Regions from separate parts of the Homo sapiens genome. Here all the other regions are linked to region 3. The links are chromatin contacts, found by Hi-C or POLR2A ChIA-PET in ENCODE. All regions are on one chromosome and are shown on one strand. The core of a region is the stretch at or near the end of the contact, and the rest is flanking DNA. Distances in the headings are between cores, read along the strand shown.

Region 1 (2,944 bases), core at 335-2,834, 330 kb before region 3:
GTGTAGGTATTAAAATATATGTATTTATACACATATATAGGAATTTTATGTTCAATTAATTATTAAACTCCTTGAAGGAGTAATACGGACTACGCATCTTTGTATTTTTCCATTCCTAGAGCTTGAGATGAGTACCCAATAAAGGTATTTGTCTTTATTGATCACTTGAAAACATTTAACTCACTTCTGTCCACCTGGTCTCAAAATTTAGCACACCACTCTAACTGATATGCCATGAAGACTGGTCACAGACAAAAGTGGGACTGTGTTTTGTTGATTTCCAAAGCCATTCGCCAGGAGCGCGGCCCCAGGAGCATTTTTCTCATCATGTGAATGCCACCGTTGTCAATCCACTCCATCCACAGGCAGACAGCAGCACAGCCAAGGTCAGGTGCAATGTGAGGGGGTCCCCACAGGGGTGATATCTACACATGACCGGACCTTTCATTAGAGGAATGAAGAAATTAGAAGACACTCAAAACTTAGAAGGACTTAGAAGTAATTTTATTGAGGCTGAAACAAAAATATCCTACAATTCTAAAAACAGTAAACTAGATGACATATTTTTCTGTTGCTTTTGAACAGAAAATGGGCTACTGTGTCAAAGAAAGTACAAGATTATTAGTGTCACCAAAACACAGAAGTGGAGAAGCATTTATCATTATTGGGTGTGTGCGTGTTGGTGAAGTTTGTGTGCACGTGTGTCTGTCTCACACAATCTGCATGTGTCTGTGTTGGTGTGTCTCTGTGTATGCCTGTGTCTCTGTGTATCTGCTTGTGCCTGTGTTGGTGTGTCTGTGTGTGTGTGTGCCTGTGTCTCTGTGTATCTCCTTGTATCTGTGTTGGTGTCTGTGCGTGTGTGTGTGTGTCTCTGTATCTGCTTGTGTCTATGTTGGTGTGTGTATATGTGCCTGTGTCTCTGTGTGTCTGTGTTGGTGTGTGTCTATGTGTGTGTGTCTGTGTCTCTGCATCTGCTTGTGTCTGTGTTGGTGTGTGTGTGTGTGTCTGTGTCTCTGTGCATCTCCTTGTGTGTGTGTGTGTGTCTGTGTCTGTGTTTCTGCTTGTGTCTGTGTTGGTGTATGTCTGTGTCTGTGCCTCTGTCTCTATCTCCATGTGTGTCTGCGAGTGTGTCTGTGTGTCCTCTATCTCTGTGTTGTCTCGCTGTATATGTCTGTGAGTGTGTGTGTGTCATCTGTATCTCTGTGTTGTCTCGCTGTGTGTGTCTGTGAGTGTCTGTGTTAGTGGGTGTGCTCAATTTGATACAAGTCATTTTATTTTGTGAAGATGTAAGTACTTCACTTTTCCTTTCCCAGTATCTGCAAATTTCAACTGAGATCTAATTTTATTGCTCAAAGTGAAACTGTTCTGACTAATATCTGATGCTTGATGTTAGCTATTCTCATTCTTGGAATTATTTAAAATTCCACTGAAAGTACAAACTTAAACTGAGATTTTTTTTTTTTTTTTTTTTTTTTTTTGAGGAACTCAAACATGCAGAATTGAGATCTGAAATCTGCTGGCTGGTGCAGATTATAGCCTAAGATAGGAAGTTGGGGTTTTGGTTGCTTTAATGGAGAGGAAATGACTCATGTCAATGCTAGTATGTAATAAAGCTCCTAAATTTAGCTTTCCTTTTAGTGTAAAACCTAATATTGATATAGTAATGTGAAACTTTATTTTACTAAACTACAATTTTCTTGCTGCCTCTTCCATCTGCCAGTCAATTATTACATCTTTCATTAAGATCATGTTAAGACATATTTAGTGTACATAAAAATGTCTTGAAAATCCCAGTTGACTTCACAGTACACGCTAACTTTGGAAGCGTTGTGCAACCAACTAAGTCCAAACAAAGGGCCCTGTGTCTATTTGAATTTTGAGACAAAACACAAAGTTCTCGGGGATTAGTATCATGATTAAATATATCCCTTGACACTTACAGAAAGTGTATATATGTTTACAGACAAAAGGTGTTTCAAAAGTAGAATTACTGTTATCGTTCCCATTTCTTATTGTTATTATTTGCCAGGATGTCATAAGGTACAGTAATAGGGGATGAAAACAAATCTTCGTGTAAAAATCATAACTTTGTACTCTTACTGGAAACTGGGGGAAAAAATGAAAGAGTCCAGGTAGGGATTTATAGAGAGAGCATTTACAAATTCTTTATGGATTTTCACTAAATGTTTACTAACTGCTCTGGACACGTATGCTGAGGTCTCTTCACAACAGTGCACCTGAGAAACACAAAGATTAAGAAAATAAGAGACCATTTTTATGTCAGAGCTTTTTTGCTCTTTGTAGTAATTTAGACGACCCAACCACAACCACAGGAGACTCCAGCAGGAACTACGTAGAATGAGGCAAAGGTGCTCTCTCTTTGAGGAAGGAAGGAAGGGGTTGGTTTTATGCCTCATGGGGTCTTATTACACAATAGACTCACACATGGTCTGCAAGTTTGGGGGAAAAGCTATACATATTTAAGAGGAGAGTGGAACGCATGTGCAATGGGTGAATGTGTATGTAACATACATCCCGTGTTCACTTTGGGGCAGGGTTTCAGCATTAAAATGAGGTGGGATTAGCCCTTTATGTCAACAGATGAACTGCAGGAAACAAAAACAGTTTGTGCACAGCCTCTATAAGCTGCTGAAGCTGCCTTCAAGTCTGCCATTGTTTATCAGAAAAGAATGTTTGTAAAGCTATCAGAATGGTAGTGGTCTGGGTTGCAAATCAGAGCTTTGAGGGGTCTGATAGCAACCATTGTGAGGGAGCTTAGCGAGTGTGGTTTGTTTTGTACCTGTGTAAATTTGGAAATTTGCCACACCAGCCAGGCTCTGAACCTTTGAGACATAGGTAACTCCGTTCCCTTTAGCTTAGGGTCCATGTTTGTCGATATAGGGGTGTCTATTTCGATCTCTCATATCACAGACATGATGATATT
Region 2 (2,909 bases), core at 258-2,757, 350 kb after region 3:
CTGTAATCTAGCACTTTGGGAGGCCGAGGCAGGCGGATTGCCTGAGCTCAGGAGTTTGAGACTAGCCTGGGCAACATGGCTAAACCCCATCTCTACTAAAAAAGTAGCTGGGCGTGGTAGCTCGCACCTGTAATCCCAGATACTCGGGAGGCTGAGGCACGAGAATCGCTTGAACCTGGGAGGCGGAGGTTGCAGTGAGCCAAGATAGTGCCACTGCACTCCAGCCTGGGCAACAGAGTGAGACTCTGTCTCAAAAAAGTAAAAATAAAATAAAATAAAACAACCGCTGGAAGGCCTGGTGCTGTGAGTGGCACCGTCGTTGCAAGGACCACACTTGGGCCTGTTTCTGCCGCTTGGTCATGAGACAGAACAGAATCCATTGGGGATGTTATGGAGAAGGACAACGTGGCTAAACTGAAGGAAGAATTTTCTCTTTTTTTCTTTTTCTTTCTTTCTTTTTTTTTTTTTTTTTTAGAGACGGAGTTTCTCTCCTATAGCCCAGGCTGGAGTGCAATGGCATGATCTCGGCTCACTGCAACCTCTGCCTCCCGGGTTCAAGAGATTCTTCCGCCTCAGCCTCCCAAGTAGCTGGGATTATGGGTGCCCGCCACCACGCCCTGCTAATTTTTGTATCTTTAATAAAGACAGGGTTTCACTATGTTGGTCAGGCTGATCTTGAACTCCTGACCTCATGACCTGCCCGCCTCGGCCTCCCAAAGTGCTGATATTACAGGCATGAGCCACCAAGCCCAGCTGAATTTTCTATTAACCCTGACTGAGCAGCAATAAATAGGCCACCAGTAATAGAGAACATCAGGTTAGCTGAATGGACAGCTGTCAGCAGCAGAAAGAAGGTTTTTAATTGAGGAGGAAGTTAAATTACATTCACTTAAAGGTTACATTCAGTTCTGATATTTTGATGCATGTTTTACAAAATATTGTATTCTACGGCAAGAGTTATTGCTCTCTACACTTTCCTTGGGAGGAATTACATCATGGTCCACTGTCCCCAAGAAAAACCCTTGAGGAGATACAGGCTTCAGAGTTCTTCTTTTCTTTTTCAATCTTCAAAATATGGTATATTCACCATATTTTTCCACAGGACCCTAAGCAGGGCTAGAGCAGTCATCTATTTGTAAAATACGTTAATACTTCTGTACTAATTGTATACATATTCAGAATAAAGGACTTAGAAAGCTTGTCATCAATATTGTATAAATCTGCTCACTTTTTGCTGCCATATGTATTTTGGTGTCAGTTCTACAAATATGACTTTGTTTTCAGACTTTTCCTGATTTTAGAATTTGCACATGAGAAATCATATCTTAGATTTTAGAATCAGCCATTACCAAGGTTTAACTCTGGCCCCATCTGCTAAAAGACATGTCCTTGAGCAAACGATTTCATCAGTTTCTCTTTAGCATGTTACGATGGGGGTTAGAAAAGGCTGAGCGGCATGTCCCTGTGTGATAGTACATTCCAAACCTATGACTGGAAATAAAAAGCGTTGTATTTTCACTGAGGTCAGAGAAAAACATCAGAGCTTACTAGAAGATGCGTGCCCTCCTTCCTAGAGTAAAAGCTCTTTGAAGTAGCATTTGTATGTTTTTGTGTTTGCAGCCAGTACTCTATACTCTAATTTTCTAAAATTAAATTGAATTACAGTGAGGAAAGAGAAATTCGGTGAAGAGATGAAAAGACTCCTGAGTCATTCTGAAGGCTTCTCTGGAAGGAAGCCCTAGAATTCACTTTTGCAGTGCTTTCAGAAGAGGATGAAATCAGCCCCTTCCAGCCTCAATCGTCCTGCCCCACAGAAGGCCTTGGGGATAATAGCCCTGAGGTCCCTTCTTTTCCTGTATTCTTAAGAATTCACAGTTCTTTTTGGAGAGGAAGATGGCAAATTAATAATAATAATGATAGTAATGTAACAATAATAATAAAACAAAGACCTACCTTAGAGTTGTCAATTAAACAGTACCAATATATAGCTCAGGTAGTTTGTGTTTGATAAGATGATTCACTTTGCACCAGGTTTGAGAATATCCTGTTGTACTTCTTTGCAAATTCTTTTCTGAAACAGGATGTTTTCATTGTCTTACAATTGCTGCTATAGAAAAGAAAGGCCCTGATTTGAAATAGGCTGGTAACCCCTACTGGGAGAAAGCAGTAGTCCCTGTGTCAAAGCCTTTCCTCAAAACGAAAGTCATGTTGCTTTTGGGATGAATTCCGGGGGCTGAAGGCCTGCTGTAGCTCCCTGTAAATCAGACTTCCTGGCTAGATTAAGCACTCAACAATGCTGAACAGACCGCAAATGTTATTGCAAGCAAAATCCTATTTTAATCTGCCCTCCTGACTCTTGGAATGTTAAATTCAACTGCAACTTGGAAAGTTCCATCCCTTTGATCTCCCATCGAAGTGGGCTTATTTTTGAAGTAAAAGCTGCTTACTTTGGGATTTGACGTCTTTAAAAGTACTTTTTTTAAGTCAAATACGTTAAGCATCCTCTCTGATTCATGAAAAGGCAGTTTTTCTTTCCCTTGGGATGCTGTATTTATATGAAGGCATGGGAGGCAGGGAAGAACAATGTGGAATGTGTGAGTTTGTAAGATGTTCACATTCCCAAAATAAATGGGATCTGCTGCTTTAAGGGTAGTAGGCAGTGTGGGTAGGTGCCCGGTGCAATTGACCTCCTTGCTAGAAAATCACAGATCATTAGCACTGGCAGTGACTCTGTTATGTTTACAACCCATTGCAAAACAGCAGTGAAAACAAAGCAGTGTGGGTGAAACACAGAATCTATCATCTATCACGCTTTGCCTAGTAAAGCTCTGTAAGTGCTGGCATCTTTGCTGAGAACCCAGACAAGCCCTCTTCTGTTTGGGCATAGGATAGTTCTGACCTAGAAATGA
Region 3 (3,305 bases), core at 232-2,731:
CTAGTGTTTGAATCTGGTTGTAAAACCGTTTATAACACTGAATAGTAGCATTACTGCTATTAACTAAAAATGGATTTTTTTAAACACATTATAATGTACTTTTTAAGGATTTTATTAACTTCAGAAATTTTGTTCATTATGACCAGGGCTGGGCTGAAGTTTGTCTTTGTCTATTAAGCTTTGACATCTACACAGTGCAAATTGATAATCTAAAAAATGTATCTCAGGACAAGTGCTTAAAACACTTAAAGTTTCAGGTATCCACCCAAGGCGATTTGCCTGCTGCATACTGAGAATCTGTTTACAGTTCACGGGCTACTCCAGAACAATGCCTGTGCTGCTGAACAGTGCTGAAAATACATAGAGAAAGATCATTTAAATTCTATGATGAGATATTCACTAGTACACCCACCCAGACTTCAATGATTCAAATAGCAAGGCTTTCCTGTCTCCGTAGTTAGACGTGTGACATTTCTTGCAATCATGGGCTTCCCTAGTGAGATCAGTCTCTGCCTGAGGTACCGTTTATTTTGTAACGGGGTCTCCCACTGCTGGAAACTATTGCAAGACCACGAAAGATCAGAGACCCAGGGAGGTGATGGCTGTGGCCTCTACGCACAGAAGCCACAGAGGCCTCCCTGAGGCTGAGACTGTGTCAGAACCAGGCCCAAACCCACAGCACATCTTCCTTGCCCGCTGGCTTCTCTCTGTAAACACAACTCCCTTTCTGTGGCTCAATTATCTGCAGTATACGCAGCCATTAGAAAGACATGGACTTTTTTTTTGTTTTTCTGCTTTTCCCTCCATAAATCTCAGAATGAATAGTTTCCATCTGTAATTGTTGGTTTTATATTTTTAAATAGTGAACTAAGAAACATAATGTCTCATTATCTCTGAAATGATTCGAGCATTTGCTGCGTGCAACTCTGTCGATAACAGCACAATACAGTCATTTTACTTTGTCTGGGGGAGGGGAGACGCTTCAAGAAAGTTCCTTTTTTTTCCTCTACTAACTCTGTATTGCTAGTTATCTGCTGTTTCCACACTCTGCATAGATCTAATTTAGGTATTTAAAAAAAAAAAAAAGATACTCCAGACATTATCGTGGATTGGCAGTTTAGAAAACACATGTGGCTTCAAGCCTTCTTTGCAGATCTGAAGCAAATTATTTCTGTAAATGTGTGAAAAGTTGACTTTCCTAAAAAATGGCTTGTGGTGCATATGTGCTCAAATCTATTCAGAAAAACCACAGCGCCTGACATTTCTTCTCCATTATTTTCCTTGAGACATGAAGAGTCTTGTATAATTTTAGTTTTTTTTTAATGACAGATTCCGTCAATTTGCTTTTTAGAGTAACGTGTTTTCTTGTGCTCTGTCATGTAAGATTTTACCTGAAAGCACTGAGGAAGCAACTCTCTGCCCTGCCATCTGGTGAGGGCTTCTCGACTCATGAGAGTGACTCGGGATTTCTCACCAGAGGCTGGAGTCACTGTGGGAATGCGTTCATTTCACATACGGCCAGTCGCACCTTCACATTTTCACACTACTATGACAACATGCTACTTTAAAGCACCTTTTTTTTTTTTCTTGGTCAGGCAGTTCTGGGATTTAACTCCTAAGCACATGCTGCATTTGAACAAGATAACCTTTTAAAATAGTGTTATAAATAGCACATCACCAAGCGGATTTTCTTTCAATCGCACGGTATCTGAGGACAGGAAATTCTAGCCAAATGTTTACTGTCTACTCAGTCCCCAAAGTTAATCATTAAAACTAAGACCTGGCATGTTTTTATTAATCTGTTAATCACAACAATACTTTATTTGAAAATAAATCTAAAGCTTTTAGGTTGGCGCAAAAGTATTTGAGGTTTTTGCGTTAAAAGTAATGGCAATTATCAACCTGATAACTCATGCAGGGTATAATTTGCCTTCAGCCAGCTGACAAACTCCAGCATCTCATGAACTAGTGGCCACAGTAGCCACGAGACCCTCTTGGGTATGAACGAGTGTGCTTGTGTTTGTGCCTGTGTGTCTGTGTCTGTGTGTGTTTGTGTCTGTGTGTGTGTGTCTCTGTGTGTCTGTATATATTAGTGTTTGTGTGTGTCTCTGTGTGTGAATGTGTGTGTCTGTGTGTGTCTATGTATATGTGCGAACATGTGTATGTGTGCCTCTGTGTGTATGTGTTAGTGTGTGTATGTGTCTGTGTGTCTCTGTGTGGGTAAGTTTGTGTGTGTTGTGTCTTTTGTGTGTGTTGTGTCTGTGTATGTGTGTGAATATATATGTGTGTGCCCGTGTGTATGTGTCAGTGTGTGTATGTGTCTGTGTGTCTCTGTGTAAGTCTGTGTATGATGTGTGTGTTGTGTCTGTTGTGTGTGTCGTGCCTATGTATGTGTATGAACGTGTGTATGTGTGCCTCTCTGTGTATGTGTTAGTGTGTGTATGTGTCTGTGTGTCTCTAAGTTTGTGTGTGTCTGTGTATGTGTGTGAACATGTATATGTGTGCCTCTGTGTGTGTCAGGGTGTGTATGTGTCTGTGTGTGTCTCTGTGTGTTTGTGTGTGTTGTGTCTGTTGTGGGTCTGTGTGAGTATGTGTCTCCACTCCCAACCAAGACGTTTTCTAGGGGAGGGGGAACCAAGCCGAGAAGTCTGTGAAGATAGTCTATGTTTGAGACCAGGTGGGAAGAACAAGTGCCGAGTCAAAAGGAGGGGTTGAGCGGAACTTCGGGGACACAATCCAGCTCACTGTCCCCCACCCAAGACCAGGAAGTCACCGCTGTTGAGAGGGACATTTTGGTAGATCCCCAGGACTTGTGGGCAACTCAAGGACAATATGTGACCCGGTGGATGGATAACCCAGTAGAGATGGACATGTAGAAAACAGAACCAAACCAAGTGCCCGTCCTCCAAGTATTCGCCCCAGCTCTTCACCCTCATGGCACCCAAGGGAAGAAAAACCCACCGCTGTCAGCAGGTGACACCACCACCCAGTTTCACATCTGCAGGACCTTCCAGAGGAGCCATTTGTCACCATGATGTGAAAAAACAACAGAAAAGAGCATTTACATTTACTAGAGCTTCTATGATGTGCTGAGCGTGCATCATTTCCCTTAATCCTAAACCAATCCTGCCAGGTCGGCACGTCTCTAGAAGAAATTAAGAGTTGGGGAACATGTCTGCCCTCGGGCGGCTGGTCAAATGGCAAAGATCAGCCTCAAGTCCAGGCTGGCCTTCAAAAGCAGGTCCTGTTTTGATGGCACCGAATGACATTGAATAATGACATCAGTTTAATGCCTGTTATGAGAG
Region 4 (3,242 bases), core at 555-3,054, 260 kb before region 3:
GTTGTGTAGGAATTAGTGATCTGAAGATGTAGCCTCTTAGGTGACATGAGTCTGTGCAAGAGAGCATGCTTTGTGCATGGCACTGAAGTGAAGCATCTTCACACATAAGCAGTGAATGCCTGGGCTGAATTCCACTGGCAGTTCAGAGCTGAGGATAATGGGGACCTGATGTTTTGATTTATCAGCGTGAGTGCTACAGGTTGACTTACCCAGTCGCTTTGAGGGTATGTCCTGAGGGCAAAAAGTCTGATTTGGGAGGTTTCAAAAAGAGGAACTACAGATCGCAAGGATAGAAGATGGGACCATGAAGAAATAATGCAGGTAAGCAGTCGTTAGTCTGAAAACTGAGAAGGATTAACCAACGTGTGACAATAAGCAGAAGATGTATCCTCAGAATGAAGGGCAGCATTGTAGGAAGGAAAGACAGCCAGCAGCGTCAGCTCAGGCTGTGGCCCTGGGAAGGACAGCCTTAGACACTGCCTCAGGGCTGGCAATTGTGACGTGACTCACGATTTTTAAGAGAGCAGTTTTATTAGAAGAGGGATCCAAATGGTAGTAGAATAAAGACTCTCTGGGAAGTAAGAGTCAGGGCTTCACAGCTCAGTCTCTTTCATGAAATTTAATATCAGAGAGAAAAGAAGATTAGGAAGTATCTTTGCAGGGATCTAAAAAATGCCATTACTTTGTATATTATAGGATGCATATATTTTCATATTTTAACAGCTTTGAAAGCAGAATGCATCTTACGATTGATGGCTTTTTTCTACTTTAATTGGCAGCATGTTTGCTTTCTCTGTGGTGCATAATGCCATGGTGCATTTTGTTACTGATATTGCTTTAGATGTCATAAAATATGAGTGGGTCATGAGTGACTAAGCTAAAGAGAGGAAACTCTCTAAGTGGATATGAGGGTGAGAGAGAAGGAAGTGGAAGAGGTTATTTGGAAGGGTGTTATCATTCAGTAAACATTCGTTGAGTGAGAATATTGAAAGGGATAGTGGGAGTGGATTTTTAAATAGAATCGTATGTCCAGAACTAGAATGAGGGAAGCAAGACAAGAGGGGGCTGATGAATGAGGAGGAGCCGGGTGACCTAAAGACTGGCTGCACAGTGAAAAGGAGCAATGTGCTCTGCCAGGGTGAGGACACTGGCAGGGAGAAGGGGCTCAGGCATGTGTCCCAAGAAAAAGGAACTTCTGAGATAGAGAAAGACAGGAGTTACTGGTAAAGGGGAGGGCCAGGGCCTGTCCCTTGAGTGGATTCTAGAAGTGAAACAAAGGTTAAAGTTGTGGGCGTGGAGGAAATTCATAAATTTTGAAGGTAGGGTGCTGGGTGGGCCGTTGACATGCACATAGGTGAGTCATGGCATGAAATATCAGAGGAAACCCGAGTGTCCCCAAAGTCCTCGAGGGCCACAGAAGAGTGACCCAAATGTAGTAACAGTGACAAGCATATGAAGAAATGGTGAATTTTAAAAGTGAGTAAGGAAATGGATTTACAGGAATAAATTCCTAGGCAAGGCAGGGAATAAACTCCTACACAGCAACACCTGTGACCCCCTCCTTGGGCTCCTTCACTCCTCGTGGAAACCCTGCCATTTCCTTTACTGTCTTCAGCTCATGGACAAGAAAACAGGAGCTCAGAGAACCTATGCAACTCATGTCCTATTTGAGGAGTCACTTGGCTTGGAGGCCTCTCCCCCAGAAGCCTGTGTTCTCAGACAGGACTTTGCTACTAAGTCAATTCTGCAATGAGATGGTCTCAGATGAATCAGCTACCAACTGAGAAACAGGAGTCACTCTTGGGGACAGAGGTAATTTCTCAAAAGGGCCTCATCTCCAGGGACTGTGCTCAGCCCACTATCTGCCTGGAGCTGCTGCTATAAACTCAAAGACTGTGCAGGGCAGGATCAGACAGGACAGGGGCCCCTTTTTGCTTTAAGCACTCTGAGTTTGCTTTCTGTGAGCTACATGGATTGGTGCTTGAAGGGAGTAAATATGCATGTCCCCTGCCCCACTCCACCTCTCTCCAGATACCTCCCTGACAGATCCCACTTAACTTGTTTATCAGATACCGGGCAGACACTTGCTGTGAGCATCTCTGAGAGCCCCAGGGCCGCTGGTGGTAGGTGGGGTGCTCTGGGGACAACTGCCCAGAAGAAGGGAGCTGACATCATGGCTGGGAGCATGAATATCTGGGGTCCTTGGTCTACTAAAATATTGAGTAGTATTCATAGTGAACACAAGAAAATGCTAAATGAAGTGGCATTTGTCACAATGATGAAAAGATGGCATAAACCACTGTTGGTGTGTCATCTTAGAAGCAGTGTGCTTGTTTTGCTCATAATCCCAAAACGTTCTGTTCTCTCTGGCAATGAATGTTGTGCATCAGTCAACGTCGTGTTGTCGTGTTTTCCTCTTGATCCAGCGTTCATTGCTCCTTCCATTGTCTCAAACACAAACCACCAGTGAGGTGGGTCTCTTTATTAGTCTTTTTGTAAGAGACAGGGTCTCACTATGTTGCCCTCAAACTCCTGATCTCAAACTCCTGGCTTTGATCCTCCAGCCTTGACCTCCCAAAATGCTGGGGCTACAGGTATGAACTACTGCATCTGATAAGTCTTATTTTCAGAGGCATTAAAGAAAAATGTTTATTAAAGTTCATGTAGTTAGTAAGTAGCAGAATTTGATCTGGATTCTAGGTCTTGAGCTTGAATCTGGGTTTTTCTCAATCCAAAACTCCTAGATCATTAAACAATATCACCTCTCATTAGTTGTAGGCCAGTATTCTTAGCCACATTCCTTTACTCAGTCCAGCAATGTAAATATAGGCGGTCCCATCACCAAAGAAATTAGGGGAAAAAAATAGTATTACTCTATTAATGCTGACTAGGAATATAGGGTGCAATCATCAAAGCTTCCAAAGTTCAAATTAAGGTGATATTAAATAATACAATGTTGCATGCTTAATAAAAATGAAAACTGTTCGTATTTATAGTTCACTAAAACCAGCCTAACTCACACTCGCGTCTCGGGTTTATCCAGGAATCACATTCAGGTGGGAAAGTTTGGGTTAAAGATCCATAAACACAGACTCTGCACTTATGTTATCCTGCTTGAAACATTTTCTTGGGGCTACCTTTTGTCAAATAAACTCATGGTATTTTACACTAAGACTCTGTGTGGCAACTCTACCGTGGTGCTCATGACAGCAGCCTGTGGGCCTGCTCCATGTGCTGTGCGG

The links. A loop is a pair of places that touch in the nucleus more often than their neighbours do. ChIA-PET counts read pairs that join two places held with the same protein, here RNA polymerase II (POLR2A). Pooled maps may share reads with other maps.
Region 1: a map of endothelial cell of umbilical vein shows a loop between it and region 3 (10-fold over the local background). The contact joins two enhancer-like sites. A Hi-C loop is called at or near these places in 2 of 168 maps with a recorded cell type or tissue (endothelial cell of umbilical vein and naive thymus-derived CD4-positive, alpha-beta T cell), 18 of 37 single-sample maps with no recorded cell type and 18 of 50 pooled maps. POLR2A ChIA-PET finds 5 or more read pairs at or near these places in 9 of 52 experiments (CD8-positive, alpha-beta memory T cell, HepG2, MCF 10A and 6 more).
Region 2: a loop to region 3 is called in a map of naive thymus-derived CD4-positive, alpha-beta T cell, with 6 times the contacts of the local background. The contact joins two enhancer-like sites. A Hi-C loop is called at or near these places in 2 of 168 maps with a recorded cell type or tissue (endothelial cell of umbilical vein and naive thymus-derived CD4-positive, alpha-beta T cell) and 8 of 50 pooled maps. POLR2A ChIA-PET finds 5 or more read pairs at or near these places in 4 of 52 experiments (HEK293, MCF 10A, RWPE1 and 1 more).
Region 4: a loop to region 3 is called in a map of chondrocyte, with 2.0 times the contacts of the local background. The contact joins two enhancer-like sites. A Hi-C loop is called at or near these places in 5 of 168 maps with a recorded cell type or tissue (ascending aorta, chondrocyte, heart left ventricle and 1 more) and 10 of 50 pooled maps. POLR2A ChIA-PET finds 5 or more read pairs at or near these places in 2 of 52 experiments (activated naive CD8-positive, alpha-beta T cell and naive thymus-derived CD4-positive, alpha-beta T cell).

The regions. Positions count from the first base shown.
Region 1 is chr10:4,130,356-4,133,299 of GRCh38, reverse strand. No RefSeq gene overlaps it. Among named protein-coding and RNA genes, the nearest start is that of LINC00702, 110 kb to the left of the region's middle. Within about 2 kb of position 1,584, at least 8 of the 41 ENCODE cell types and tissues checked have a DNase peak (open chromatin) inside an H3K27ac peak, as active enhancers do.
Region 2 is chr10:3,451,734-3,454,642 of GRCh38, reverse strand. The region is part of intron 3 of LINC02669 (long intergenic non-protein coding RNA 2669); the gene reads left to right. All of the region lies in intron 1 of LOC105376360 (a long non-coding RNA gene), which reads right to left. LOC124902538 (a long non-coding RNA gene) reads right to left here. Exons shown (of 2, transcript XR_007062362.1): 1 at 1,954-2,909. Among named protein-coding and RNA genes, the nearest start is that of LINC02669, 50 kb to the left of the region's middle. RefSeq lists an enhancer at 1,744-2,381. Within about 2 kb of position 1,507, at least 4 of the 41 ENCODE cell types and tissues checked have a DNase peak (open chromatin) inside an H3K27ac peak, as active enhancers do.
Region 3 is chr10:3,801,752-3,805,056 of GRCh38, reverse strand. No RefSeq gene overlaps it. Among named protein-coding and RNA genes, the nearest start is that of KLF6, 18 kb to the right of the region's middle. RefSeq lists enhancers at 917-1,228, 1,325-1,636 and a cis regulatory region at 1,390-1,557. Within about 2 kb of position 1,481, at least 10 of the 41 ENCODE cell types and tissues checked have a DNase peak (open chromatin) inside an H3K27ac peak, as active enhancers do.
Region 4 is chr10:4,065,718-4,068,959 of GRCh38, reverse strand. The region is part of intron 4 of LOC107984195 (a long non-coding RNA gene); the gene reads right to left. Among named protein-coding and RNA genes, the nearest start is that of MIR6078, 76 kb to the right of the region's middle. Within about 2 kb of position 1,804, at least 6 of the 41 ENCODE cell types and tissues checked have a DNase peak (open chromatin) inside an H3K27ac peak, as active enhancers do.